4 separate regions of the Homo sapiens genome follow, and regions 2, 3 and 4 are each linked to region 1. Evidence: chromatin contacts called from ENCODE Hi-C or POLR2A ChIA-PET data. All regions are on one chromosome and are shown on one strand. The core of a region is the stretch at or near the end of the contact, and the rest is flanking DNA. Distances in the headings are between cores, read along the strand shown.

Evidence for each region. Hi-C counts contacts between places; a loop is a spot of excess contacts on that map. ChIA-PET counts read pairs that join two places held with the same protein, here RNA polymerase II (POLR2A). Pooled maps may share reads with other maps.
Region 2: a loop to region 1 is called in a pooled map, with 8 times the contacts of the local background. The contact joins the promoter of AIP here to the promoter of RCE1 in region 1. A Hi-C loop is called at or near these places in 5 of 50 pooled maps.
Region 3: a map of CD14-positive monocyte shows a loop between it and region 1 (5-fold over the local background). The contact joins the promoter of RAD9A here to the promoter of RCE1 in region 1. A Hi-C loop is called at or near these places in 1 of 168 maps with a recorded cell type or tissue (CD14-positive monocyte) and 6 of 50 pooled maps. POLR2A ChIA-PET finds 5 or more read pairs at or near these places in 1 of 52 experiments (IMR-90).
Region 4: a pooled map shows a loop between it and region 1 (19-fold over the local background). The contact joins the enhancer-like site here to the promoter of RCE1 in region 1. A Hi-C loop is called at or near these places in 10 of 50 pooled maps. POLR2A ChIA-PET finds 5 or more read pairs at or near these places in 3 of 52 experiments (activated B cell, activated naive CD4-positive, alpha-beta T cell and naive thymus-derived CD4-positive, alpha-beta T cell).

Annotation. Positions count from the first base shown.
Region 1 is chr11:66,841,991-66,844,876 of GRCh38, forward strand. It overlaps RCE1 (Ras converting CAAX endopeptidase 1), which reads left to right and starts at 1,451. Exons shown (of 8, transcript NM_005133.3): 1 at 1,451-1,650; 2 at 1,769-1,871; 3 at 1,966-2,049; 4 at 2,296-2,374; 5 at 2,879-2,886. The coding sequence starts at 1,466. It overlaps TOP6BL (TOP6B like initiator of meiotic double strand breaks), which reads left to right. Exons shown (of 15, transcript NM_001302084.2): 14 at 859-1,079; 15 at 1,179-1,526. The coding sequence ends at 1,244. RefSeq lists silencers at 992-1,131, 1,242-1,681 and an enhancer at 1,322-2,028.
Region 2 is chr11:67,481,625-67,484,510 of GRCh38, forward strand. It overlaps AIP (AHR interacting HSP90 co-chaperone), which reads left to right and starts at 1,402. Exons shown (of 6, transcript NM_003977.4): 1 at 1,402-1,633. The coding sequence starts at 1,535. RefSeq lists an enhancer at 1,244-1,303.
Region 3 is chr11:67,390,387-67,393,272 of GRCh38, forward strand. It overlaps RAD9A (RAD9 checkpoint clamp component A), which reads left to right and starts at 1,600. Exons shown (of 11, transcript NM_004584.3): 1 at 1,600-1,692; 2 at 1,775-1,845; 3 at 2,268-2,396. The coding sequence starts at 1,659. It overlaps LOC100130987 (a long non-coding RNA gene), which reads left to right. Exons shown (of 4, transcript NR_024469.1): 4 at 1,012-1,301. RefSeq lists enhancers at 767-1,682, 1,717-2,221 and a silencer at 1,447-1,816.
Region 4 is chr11:66,310,761-66,313,646 of GRCh38, forward strand. No RefSeq gene overlaps it. Among named protein-coding and RNA genes, the nearest start is that of CD248, 4.8 kb to the right of the region's middle. RefSeq lists a silencer at 1,441-1,690. Within about 2 kb of position 1,456, at least 39 of the 41 ENCODE cell types and tissues checked have a DNase peak (open chromatin) inside an H3K27ac peak, as active enhancers do.

The DNA.
Region 1 (2,886 bases), core at 201-2,700:
CAGCTTGAGACTAGCCTGGGCAACACGGTGAGACCCCTGTCTCTACAAGTAAAAAAAATTAGCCGGTGTGGTGGCATGCGCCTGTGGTTCCTGGTACTCTGGAAGCTGAAGCTGAGGCAGTAGGATCGCTTGAGCCCAGGAGGTCGAGGCTGCAGTGAGCCAGGACTGAGCCACTGCACTCCAGCCTGGGCAACAGAGCAAGACCTTGTCTCAAAAAAACAAAAGGTCAGCTCAGGTATCTCCTCATGGAAACCCTTCTTCACATCCAGAGGTGGTCGGCTTCCTTCTCTATTCTAACCCTGGGCTTTGTACACAGGTCTGCATCCCCTCCTAGCATCTGTGAGCTTCTCTCAGGGAAAAGCTCATTGATCTGCATCCCCAAGACCTGCTGGGGAAGAATCTATCCATCTAAACTCGCTTTAATTTGACAAATGAATCAGTTAAGAGTAGGAAAGCTGCCTATGGGCACTGCTCAATGCAACGTGAGCAACAAAGGGAGACAGAACTGAGGCCAGAAAGGTGAGGGGGGACAGAGGCTGGCAGGGAGGGGAGCTTGTCAGTGCAGACTCCAGGAAGAATCTATACAGAAAGTTACTGAGCGGCCTGAGTCCCCCAAGTGAGGGCTCGGGACAATCTCCCGCCTGGGTGAGAGAATAGGGAGACCCTGAAACGTCTCTGCAGCCTCGGGCTGCTCCAGAAGCGCCCACAGCTGCAGGGTTTTGGTGTGGATGGGACCTGCTGACAGGGATGCGGTGGGAAGAGCCCCTCGGCGCCCGTTCTCCCAGGCTTCCCCTTGGCCAAGGGTGCTCCTAGCACAGGGCCATGAAAGTAAGATGAAGAGGCTTGTTTTTCTCCTAGATACCAGCGGGCAAGCAGAAAACAAGAGGCTCAAGAGGGGCAGCCCCCGCATAGAGGAGATGCGAGCTCTGCGCTCTGCCAGGGCCCCGAGCCCGTCAGAGGCCGCCCCGCGCCGCCCGGAAGCCACCGCGGCCCCCCTCACTCCTAGAGGAAGGGAGCACCGCGAGGCTCACGGCAGGGCCCTGGCGCCGGGCAGGGCGAGCCTCGGAAGCCGCCTGGAGGTAACTGGGCGAGGGCCGCGCAGGGAAGGGCTCAGCAGGAGGTGCAGGCCACGGGCCGCTGCTGAGAGGTCCTCACCCCGGGCCCCCTTGTTCCCGCAGGACGTGCTGTGGCTGCAGGAGGTCTCCAACCTGTCAGAGTGGCTGAGTCCCAGCCCTGGGCCCTGAGCCGGGTCCCCTTCCGCAAGCGCCCACCGATCCGGAGGCTGCGGGCAGCCGTTATCCCGTGGTTTAATAAAGCTGCCGCGCGCTCACCAAGTCCTCTTCCGCGTCTGCTTCCGCGTCGGGCCCGGGCGGGGCGGGGCGGGGCGTGGAGCCGCGCCGCGGCCTGACGTCACCCACACCTCCCTGGGACTGCGTCACTGGTGCGCGCCGCGGGTCAGGGCGCAATGGCGGCGCTGGGCGGGGATGGGCTGCGACTGCTGTCGGTGTCGCGGCCGGAGCGGCCGCCCGAGTCGGCGGCGCTGGGCGGCCTGGGCCCCGGGCTGTGCTGCTGGGTGTCAGTGTTCTCCTGCCTCAGCCTCGCCTGCTCCTACGTGGGCAGCCTCTACGTCTGGAAGAGCGAACTGCCCAGGTGCGGGGGCTGCGCGCGACCGGAATCCGCGCCCTGCGGGCGGAGCTTGGGCGAGCCGGGGGCGGGTCCGTGCTCATGGGCAGCCGCGGGCCCCCTGAACTTACTGTCCCCTCCGTAGGGACCATCCCGCGGTCATCAAGCGACGCTTCACCAGCGTCCTGGTGGTGTCCAGTCTCTCACCCCTGTGCGTGCTGCTCTGGAGGGAACTCACAGGCATCCAGGTGCGAAGGAGGCGGGGCAAAGGGCAACGGCGGTGAGAGCTCAGGGGTCTTTAGGGGAGGAAGCAAAACTGATGCCCCCTTTCCTGTGGCTCAGCCAGGCACATCCCTGCTCACCCTGATGGGCTTCAGGCTGGAGGGCATTTTCCCAGCGGCGCTGCTGCCCCTGTTGCTGACCATGGTGAGTGCTCCTGCTGTATTTTTTCTTCTGGTCTTTGTTATCAGCCTGATGGGCAGTGCCGTGGACTCTTGTTTTTGGTTTTTGGTTGATGGGAGACAGGACTTTTGAGATGGCCCCAGGGTCCTCCGGTATGCATGGTCTGGAAATCGTGGCTGGAGAGGATTTCAAGCTTGGAGTCTCAGGGAGCATGGGCAAAGGTCTGGGCAAAAGCGGTGGGTTATGGTGAAAGTGTTTTCTTGCCCTCAGATTCTTTTCCTGGGCCCACTGATGCAGCTCTCTATGGATTGCCCTTGTGACCTGGCAGATGGGCTGAAGGTTGTCCTGGGTGAGTCTTAAAGGCTGAAGGGAAAAGTAGGCACAGGCAGTCCAGGACATTGGGGCAGGGAGTCAGCGGGCTCAGGGTGTGATCTGGACACGTGAAATGTCATCTCTCTGGGTGTGTTTTCTCATCAGTAAAATGGAAACATAGAGCTAGGTGGCCTCTAAGGGTTGATTGCCAACGTCCAAGGAGTTCCCTGGGAACCCCCAGCAGTATTTGGTGTGGATCAGAGAGCACTGTCCCCTGCTTCCCCAACCAGAGCTAGTCTTGCTTAAATTTTGGTGTCTCCAGAGTTTACTTCCAGGATGCCCTTGCCTCAGCTAATGCCTTCCATTCAGGTCATCTCAAGACATTGGGTTTATGTTGGGTCCACACCCCCGTCCTCAGCAGTATTGATGCCTAACCTGAGTTTGGCCAGGGTAAAGTTGTGGGAGAGGAGCCCTTGGAGCCTCTGGGGTCTCACTGTCTGACAGCCCGTCACTCACAGCTTGTCCTGAATTCCCTCTGCAGCCCCCCGC
Region 2 (2,886 bases), core at 152-2,651, 640 kb after region 1:
TTTTTGAGATGGGGTCTCACTCTATCACCCAGGCTGGAGTGCAGTGGTGCGATCTTGGCTCACTACAACCTCCATCTCCTGGGCTCAAGCAATCCTCCAGCCTCAGCCTGCTGAGTAGCTGGGACCACAGGCGTGCACCACCACACCACCTAATTTTTTGTATTTTTGGTGAAGATGGTATTTTGCCATGTTGTCCAGGCTGGTCTTGAACTTGTGAGCTCAAGGAGATCCAGGAGATCCACTTGCCTTGGCCTCCCAAAGTGCTGGTATTAGAGGCATAAGCCACCACACCTGCCCCATACTGATGCATTTTTACATGACATTAGTGAATTCAATTAGCCTAGTATTTTATTTAGAATGTTTCATATCAGCTGGGCGCTGTGGCTCACGCCTGTAATCCCAGCACTTTGGGAGGCCGAGGTGGGCGGATCACGAGGTCCGGAGATTGAGACCATCCTGGCTAACACGGTGAAACCCTGTCTCTACTAAAAATACAAAAAATTAGCCGGGCATGGTGGCGGGCGCCTGTAGTCCCAGCTGCTCGGGAGGCTGAGGCAGGAGAATGGCGTGAACCCGGGAGGCAGAGCTTGCAGTGAGCTGAAATTGTGCCACTGCACTCCAGCGTGGGTGACAGAGCGAGACTCCGTCTCAAAAAAAGAAAAACAAAAGTTGTTTTAGCCCCAAAGTACCTCATTTCTCTTTTCTTTTAATTTAATTTTTTTTTTTTGTTTTGTTTTGAGACAGCATCTCGCTCTGTCGGCTAGCCTGGAGTGCAGTGGCACGAACACGGCCCACTGCAGCCTCGAACTCCTGGGCTCAAGCGATCCTCTCGCCTCGGCCTCCCAAAGTGGTGGGGTTACAGGGCCACCGCGCCCGGCGCTAAAGTACCTCATTTCTATCATTCATCGATTATTCCCTAATATTAATTGGGCACAACTATGACTCATTTCCGACCCCGCAATGGGCTCTCTTGGTCTCCTTCTCCACCTTTCTTTCCCTCTTCCTCTTTTTATTTTTTGAAAGAGGAAGATCCAGGATGCAAGAGTCCCGACAATCATACTAGATATGCGAAAGAGAAAAAGCCGGAAGAAAATACACAAAAATCATAACACTTTGAGGGTGTGGCTTACGGGTGTTTTTTTTTTTTTTCATTTTCCTAACTCTGCAGTGCTGTTATATTCCATCCACAACTTCAAACAAAGTGCCACACGGCCGCAGTCCCAATCAATTCAATGACAATTGTTAGGGACGTCCTCGTCCCGCCCGGCCCGCGGACCCCGGCCCTTCCTCCTTGACAGGCTGGGGTCCAGCCCCGAGACATTCCTAGGCTCCGCCCCCGAGCAGACGCGCGCGCTCAGCCCCAGCGCAGAGAACCAATCACCATCCGTTTCCACGCTCAGTCCCTTTTGGCTTCTGCCCTCAACCAAAATGGCGCTAGCTCGGAAGCTGCCGAGGTGCTAGGAGTTGCCGAAGCAAGTCCGGAAGCTACCGAGCGAGTCCGGAAGTTGCCGAAAGGGAGCAGCGGGGAAGGAGGATGGCGGATATCATCGCAAGACTCCGGGAGGACGGGATCCAAAAACGTGTGATACAGGAAGGCCGAGGAGAGCTCCCGGACTTTCAAGATGGGACCAAGGTTCGTGTCTACCCTACCCTTCTCCCCCTCTGCGGCGTGGTGCGCATGCGAGGCGGGAGGAGGCCTTAGGCGAGAGGTTGCGCATGCCCAGAGGGCAGCGTCCACTGCCCCTACCGCTCACATGCAGAACTCGACGCTGATTGGGCTGAATTTAAGTAGGGGGTGAATTCGGGCCTGTCTGCCCCGCCCCCTGGCTCGGCCTTGTAGCAGCATTGGTGGGGGAGGCCGTCAGTCATCACAAGCGGGTTGGGGTTGGGGGTTGATCTCAGTGCTTGGGCAGACCCCACGCTGGAGGAAACCCAGGGCCGGGAGTGGTCCTCGGGTATCTGGGTTTCAAGGCTCATGATCCTTTGTAGATGGAAGGGCCTTCTGAAAACACTTAGACCAACTGCCGCTGTTTAGAGTGGAAAACCAAGACCCTGGGACGTGCAAAGCCGGAGAACGGGCCCAGAGGTCAGGTCTCCCAGACAGGGACTCTTTAGCAGCCTTCCTGCTGCACTAGGGGCTTGTTGGGACAGATGAGGGTTGGGAAGTAAAGAACCTCCCACTTTTCTCCTTTTTGCCAGGCCCCCAGATCCAGCCCCTCTGCCCGCTTCTCCCCCAACCTACAACTCCAGGCTTCCCTGCTTCTCCTGTAGTTGCCTCCTCCCGGAGTGCTTTTCCCAGCTGCCACTTGTTTGCAGAGTAGGGAACCTCCCAGGGGCAGCCCCTGTGCCCAGCAGAGCAGTCAGGCAGGACATGCACATTGAGCAAATGAGCACATGCCCCCTGGCCAGCACCGTGCCGAATCGGGCAGCTAAGCATCCTAGCCCAGTGCAGTATAAGTGCCCTGAGAGCAGAGGGGAGCTGCATGGCTGGAGTGATCCGCTGTATGAAAAGATATCTTCTCTAAGAAGAGACAGGATGTGTGGTGTGGGTTCATGCCCCCATGTGCTGGGGGGTTGGTGGCGTTGGAAGAAGGGGCTGGCAAGGGGGATCCTGGATGGAACAGACATCAGAAGGAGAGATGTGAACAATGGCACCCCAAGATCAGAAACAGGTGGTGTTAAATAACCAATCGCCAGCACTGATTGAGTGCTCACTATTCGAACATTGTGCTACATGCTTCACACGTTTATTTCCTACAATGTGAGATAGGTACTGTTGTTGATTCCGTTTTACCGATGTGGAAACTGACTTCAGAGATGCAGCATGGTGCGGCAGTTAAGAGCGTGGGCTCCTCTAACCATATCCTGTCGAGAGTTCAATCTCCA
Region 3 (2,886 bases), core at 350-2,849, 550 kb after region 1:
TCAAGCAATTCTCCTGCCTCAGCCTCCAGAGTAGCTGGGACTACAGGCGCGTGACAACATGCCCGGCTACTTTTTGTACTTTTAGTAGAGACGGGGTTTCACCATGTTGGCCAGAATGGTCTGGATCTCTTGACCTCGTGATCCGCCCGCCTCGGCCTCCCAAAGTGGTAGGATTACAGGCGTAAGCCACCGTACCCGGCCAGTCTGGGGTCTTTTAAAAATACAGACCCGGGGCTGGGCGCGGTGGCCCATGCCTGTAATCCCAGCACTTTGGGAGACCGAGGCGGGCGGATCACTTGAGGTCAGGAGTTCGAGACCAGCCTGGCCAACATGGTGAAACCCGTCTCTACTAAAAGTACAAAAATTAGCCAGGCGTTGTGGCAGGCGCCTGTAATCCCAGCTACTTGGGAGGCTGAAGCAGGAGAATCGCTTGAACCTGGGAGGCGTGATCGTGCCACTGTACTCCAGCCTGGGCGACAGAGCGAGGCTCTATCTCAAAACAAACAAACAAAAAAACCCCACACACACACACAAAAAACAAAAAACAGGCCGGTGCAGTAGCTCACTCCACTTTGAGAGGCCAAGGCGGAAAGACAGCTTGAACCCCACAGTTGAGACCGGCCTGGGCAACATGGCAAGACTCCGTCTCTACCCAAAAAAAAAAAAAAAAAAAAAGGGCCGGGCGTGGTGGGTGTGCCTGTGGTCCCAGATACTCAGGAGACTGAGATGGGAGGATCCCTTGAGCCCAGGAGTTCCAGGCGGCAGTGAGCCGTGTTCGCGCCACTGCACTCCAGCCTGGGTGACAGAGCAAGAATATGTCTCAAAAAACAAACAAACAAAAAAAGGCACATAACCACGATCTACCCTCGTAAAACGTTTCCAGAGCGTCCCAGCGGTGCCCCTCATCATCTGGCGGCCCCTACGCCTCTCTGAGACTCACAGACCTACTCCCCTCTCCAGGGGGCGGAGCCCACACCGCTGAGCATTTACTCTTGTTCTTCCCTCTGCCAGGGGCACCGTTCTACCCCTTTCTGCCTGGAGAAACTGCCGTTTTTCCTTAAAGGATCCTCGAAGCCGGAAGGAGCAGCCACCTCCCACTCCCGGCTGCTGCAAGCAAGCTGCTTTGACTTCTTTCTAGAGTTGGGGATTGCTGCTGGAGTCCGAGTCTCAGGCCCAGAGTGGGTGCGATGGTCTTGCTTGCACCCTGTATCCCCCGGCAGACGCCCGGGAACTCTACTAAGTGGGTGACCCCAGAGAGCTCGCCCCCACACTCCGACTCCGAGTCCAGCACTCGGTCCACTGCACAGGGACCTCGCGCCCCACAGCTGCGTCCTCTCTGACCTTCGCAATCCGGTGCGCGGCCCGCGGAACGCCCCGATCTCCAGGGGCACGGAAGGCCGAGGCGTGCCGGGGGAGCCAGGAGCAGCTGGCTGGCGGGCGCCGCGGGCCTCCCCGGTCACGTGACACCCCGGACAACGTGCGCCGTCACGTGACGGCAGAGCCTGTGAGCGTTTTTCTCACGTGACGGAGGCGCCTGCACGTGGACCAATGGGGAGGCGGGGGCGGGGCCGGCAGGGGCGGTGCGCGGGAAGGGACCCCGGACCCGGAGGTCGCGGAGAGCTGGGCAGTGTTGGCCGCTGGCGGAGCGCTGGGGCAGCATGAAGTGCCTGGTCACGGGCGGCAACGTGAAGGGTGAGTGCAGGTCGGCCTGGCAGCGGCGGTGCAGCAGCCGCGGAGCCGCCAGCCTAACCCCCTTCCGCTCTTCTCCCCGCAGTGCTCGGCAAGGCCGTCCACTCCCTGTCCCGCATCGGGGACGAGCTCTACCTGGAACCCTTGGAGGACGGGGTGAGGGGCTAGGGTGTGGGGGGCGGGTGGGACTCCAGCCGGGAGCGGGTAACCCGGACTAGAGTCTCGCCCCCACTAGGCGGGATGACCGCTGGCAGATTTGTCGGCAAAGTTTCAGTTTCTTAGTCTGGCGGCTGTCATCTTCCCAGGCCGGTGTGTGAATTGAGGAAAGCTGTCCTGCGAGCTCCCAGGGGGTGACGTGCACTTAGAGAAACTCGGGGAAGGCCTGGGTGTGCGACCCCTCCTCTGCGGCAGCAGCGCCGGGGCCGACTCTGAAGGCTTCCATGGGGAAAGGAGGGTTTTTCAGCAGGTGGTGGCGGAGCGGGAGGACGATAGGGCAAGTGTGTGAGCAGAAGCAGCCAGAGGGCTGGGTCTGTGGCTGCCCCCTGACCACGTCCCTCTCCCTGCTCTTCGTGGCCCAGCTCTCCCTCCGGACGGTGAACTCCTCCCGCTCTGCCTATGCCTGCTTTCTCTTTGCCCCGCTCTTCTTCCAGCAATACCAGGCAGCCACCCCTGGTCAGGACCTGCTGCGCTGTAAGATCCTGATGAAGGTGAGGCCCTTCCCTCAGCAGTGGCACTACTCCACCCCAGGAATCTCCACCAGCTGTGCCTCTGCCCTGGGGTACTCAGTAGATGCTAAGTGGGGAGAGAGACACGTGCAAGCCCAATCCATGCAAAACACAGGGAGGGCCATGGTAAAAGCATCACAGCGGGGACCTGAGAGGGTGGTGACGCTCAAGTTCGTCAAGAAAGGTAAGCACGTCTTTTGGCCGGGCGCGGTGGCTCACGCCTGTAATCCCAGCACTTTGGGAGGCCGAGGCAGGCGGATCACGAGGTCAGGAGTTCGAGACCAGCCTGGCCAACATGGCGAAACCCCGTCTCTACTAAAAATACAAAAATTAGCTGGGCGTGGTGGCACGCGCCTGTAATCCCAGCTACTCGGGAGGCTGAGGCAGGAGAATTGCTTGAATCCGGGAGGTGGAGGTTGCAGTGAGCTGAGATCGCACCACTGCACTCCAGCCTGGGTGACAGAGCGAGACT
Region 4 (2,886 bases), core at 206-2,705, 530 kb before region 1:
GACCGGGCATGTAAGAAGTGCTTCAAGGCTGGGCATGGTGGCTCATGCCTGTAATCCCAGCACTTCGGGAGGCTGAGGTGGGTGGATCACCTGAGGCGAAGAGTTCGAAACCAGCCTGACCAACATAGTGAAACCCCGTCTGTATTAAAAATACAAAAATTAGCCGGGCGTGGTTGTGGGTGCCTGTAATCCCAGCTACTTGGGAGGCTGCGGCAGGAGAATCGCTTGAACCTGGGAGGCGGAGGTTGCAGTGAGCCGAGATGGCGCTATTGCACTCCAGCCTGAGCAACAAGAGAGAAACTCCGTCTCGAAAAAACAAAAACAAAAACAAAAAACAAAAACAAAAACAAAACAGAAGTGCTTCAAGCATTCACTATTATTATCGTCAGTATTTAGCGCTAAACCCTATTTACATTTGTAATGGCTAGTGCACGAGCATTGGAACCTGGTCTGGAAAGTATCCCTCTCCCCAGGCCTGATTTGCCCGGAGGTGGGTAAGGGCAAGGTTGGCAGCTAAGGCAGGAAGCAAAGGGCCCAACTGGAGCTCAGTGGTGTCAACTCCCTTCCTCCTCAAGGGTTGCTCCCTGTCTGTCCCACTAATGTTTGAAAAATATTTTACTGGGTTCCTAGCCCTGAACTTCAGCGTCTCCTGCCCTCCAGGCTGTTATTTTCAGAGGTAGAGATGAGAGCTGAGATAGGGTCTCCCTTGAGACACTGTCCCTAAAAACTACGACCTTCAGCTCCTAATTGAGGGCTTCCCCGCCCAAACCCACCCCTTCGCAACACAGCCCCCAGGGAAGGTGTCTAGCCTTTGGAGCACTAGGTGGGGGCGGGGGAAACCTGGTCCTAGGAATTCTAGGCCGCCAGATGAGAGGCGATGCTTTCGCCCTCCAGGCGAAAGGATTTGTCGGGGAGAGACAGCAAGAGTTCGACCAGCCAGCCACTTTAGAGATTGTCAGGGGCGCTCAGCTCATAGGGTGGCTCGAGGGCCAGTGCGAAGCTCCCTTAGGGACGAATTTCCACATACGACGAAAGGCATCTGCGAAAGGATGGGCTGTCCCGTGGGGGGAGTCGGCAGATATTTAAGTAACACTAACATTTAACGAATTAAGCAGCTATTTCTATTTACTGAGCAATTAGTACGCTTTGAGAGAGAGGCCCTACCGAGGCCTCGCGGTGGCTGTAAGTCCGTGGGGCCGAGGCCAGGTGGCGCCAAAGGCCCATCGACGCCATCTGCCCGGCTGTCCGGGCCCAGTCTCCGGGCTCGCCCAGAGAACCCGAAATCTGGACAAACGGAAACCGTAGGTGGAGGAAGAAGAGGGCTCCAGGGCCAGGTTCAAGGGCATCGTGGTGAGAGATGAGGGGTTCGGAGGACTGGTGGATCTGGGCATATCGCGAAGGTGGTAAGGGACCCAGGGGTGGAGTGGGCGGTGCTTGCGCCAAGAGGGTGAGCCTGAGTGTGGGCGGGGCGTGCGATAAGAGGCTCGCTCGGTAGCGCTCTTCGCAGAGCCGTATTTGTGCGCTACGCCGCAGCCAGGGCGCTCTGGGTGGGCGGGACTCCAGGGCCCCCAGGGGCGTGGCTTGCATCTTTCGTGGGCGGCCCCGGGGGCGGGGCTCCGTGTAGGTGAACCGCTACCTCCGCTCGATGTGTGAGGTGTGACAGTCCTACGAGGGCGCAGTTCTTCCACTTTTGTGAGCTTGAGAGGGGGCGGAGCTTGTAGCTGGGGACGGAGCCTGAAGAGGAGGTTGAGGGGAACTTCACACGTTTCCCTGGAGGGCGGAGTTTACATCATCCCCCAACAGAGTTAAGACCTCTGAGGGATTCCCTGCAGTGTCCAGGGCTCTGTGAGGCGAAGCTTGCAGTTGTGTTGGGCGGGGCCTGTAGCGCCGCGTGAAGAGAATGTGTAAACTCGGGGCGAAGTTCATACCTCCTAGAAGCCGAGACTAATAGTTCCGCCAATCTGCGCGCGCCGAGCGGAGGAGGTGGGGCTTGTAGGTTGTGGGCGGGGGACTGGGCGGGGCCAAGAGGGCAGGGGGCGGGCACAATCGCTGCTGGAATCTTTGAGTTGGCAGGGGCGGGGCTTGTGGCTTTGTGGGCGGGGCCTCTGGAGAGCTCCCGGGGGCTCTCTTCTGTTCTGCAGCGAGTAGGCGTGGCTCGTAGCTCCCAGGTCCGGGCTGATACCGCTGGAGTATGCAGTTCGCCGCCGCGCCCGAATGAGGCGGGGCCTGCGAGTAAGTGGGCTGAGCCCGGGCTGGGCGCAGGCCGGGGCTCTGCCCTGGGAGGCCGTCTGTTTAGGCCCGCACGCAGCTCCGCATCTGGTGCTCATTACCAGATGACAAAGAGCCGGCTCTGGGCCCCCTTCCCCACTCCCATCCCCCGCCTCCGACTGCAGTGTATTTAACTGTTTCCTGCCCTCGAGGCGCTCTAGATCCCTACCCGAGGTCACGGAGGGGACTCCAGACCATCCCGTCTCTGCAGGCCTTGTCGCTCCCCAGGCTTCCTCACCTCCTTCCCAGACTCAGCCGTCTGGGCCGCCTCGCAACCCTCATTGGCATCCAGCAAACCTGCCCGACGGCGTCTCCGAGGTTAAAGCTGTGCAGGATCTGGCGGGGACGTCTGGTTTGAGTTAGGGGAACGTGAGAGCGGGGACCGGGGGCGGTGCGTAGCGTTCCCTCCGCCCCCTCCGCGACCCCCTGGTTCATCCCCAGCTCCGGCCCCTCCTTTCCTGGTTCCCTGGGGCCCAGCTCAGCCTTCCAGCTCAGGTCCAGGCCCGAAGGGGGCGCTGGGCCACTCCTCCTCGCCTGCCCGGGTGGTCGTGGCGGCTCTGCCCCGTCCTAATTAGAGGCCCCCAAGAGGCTGTAACTGAAAAATTACAGAGGCGGTGG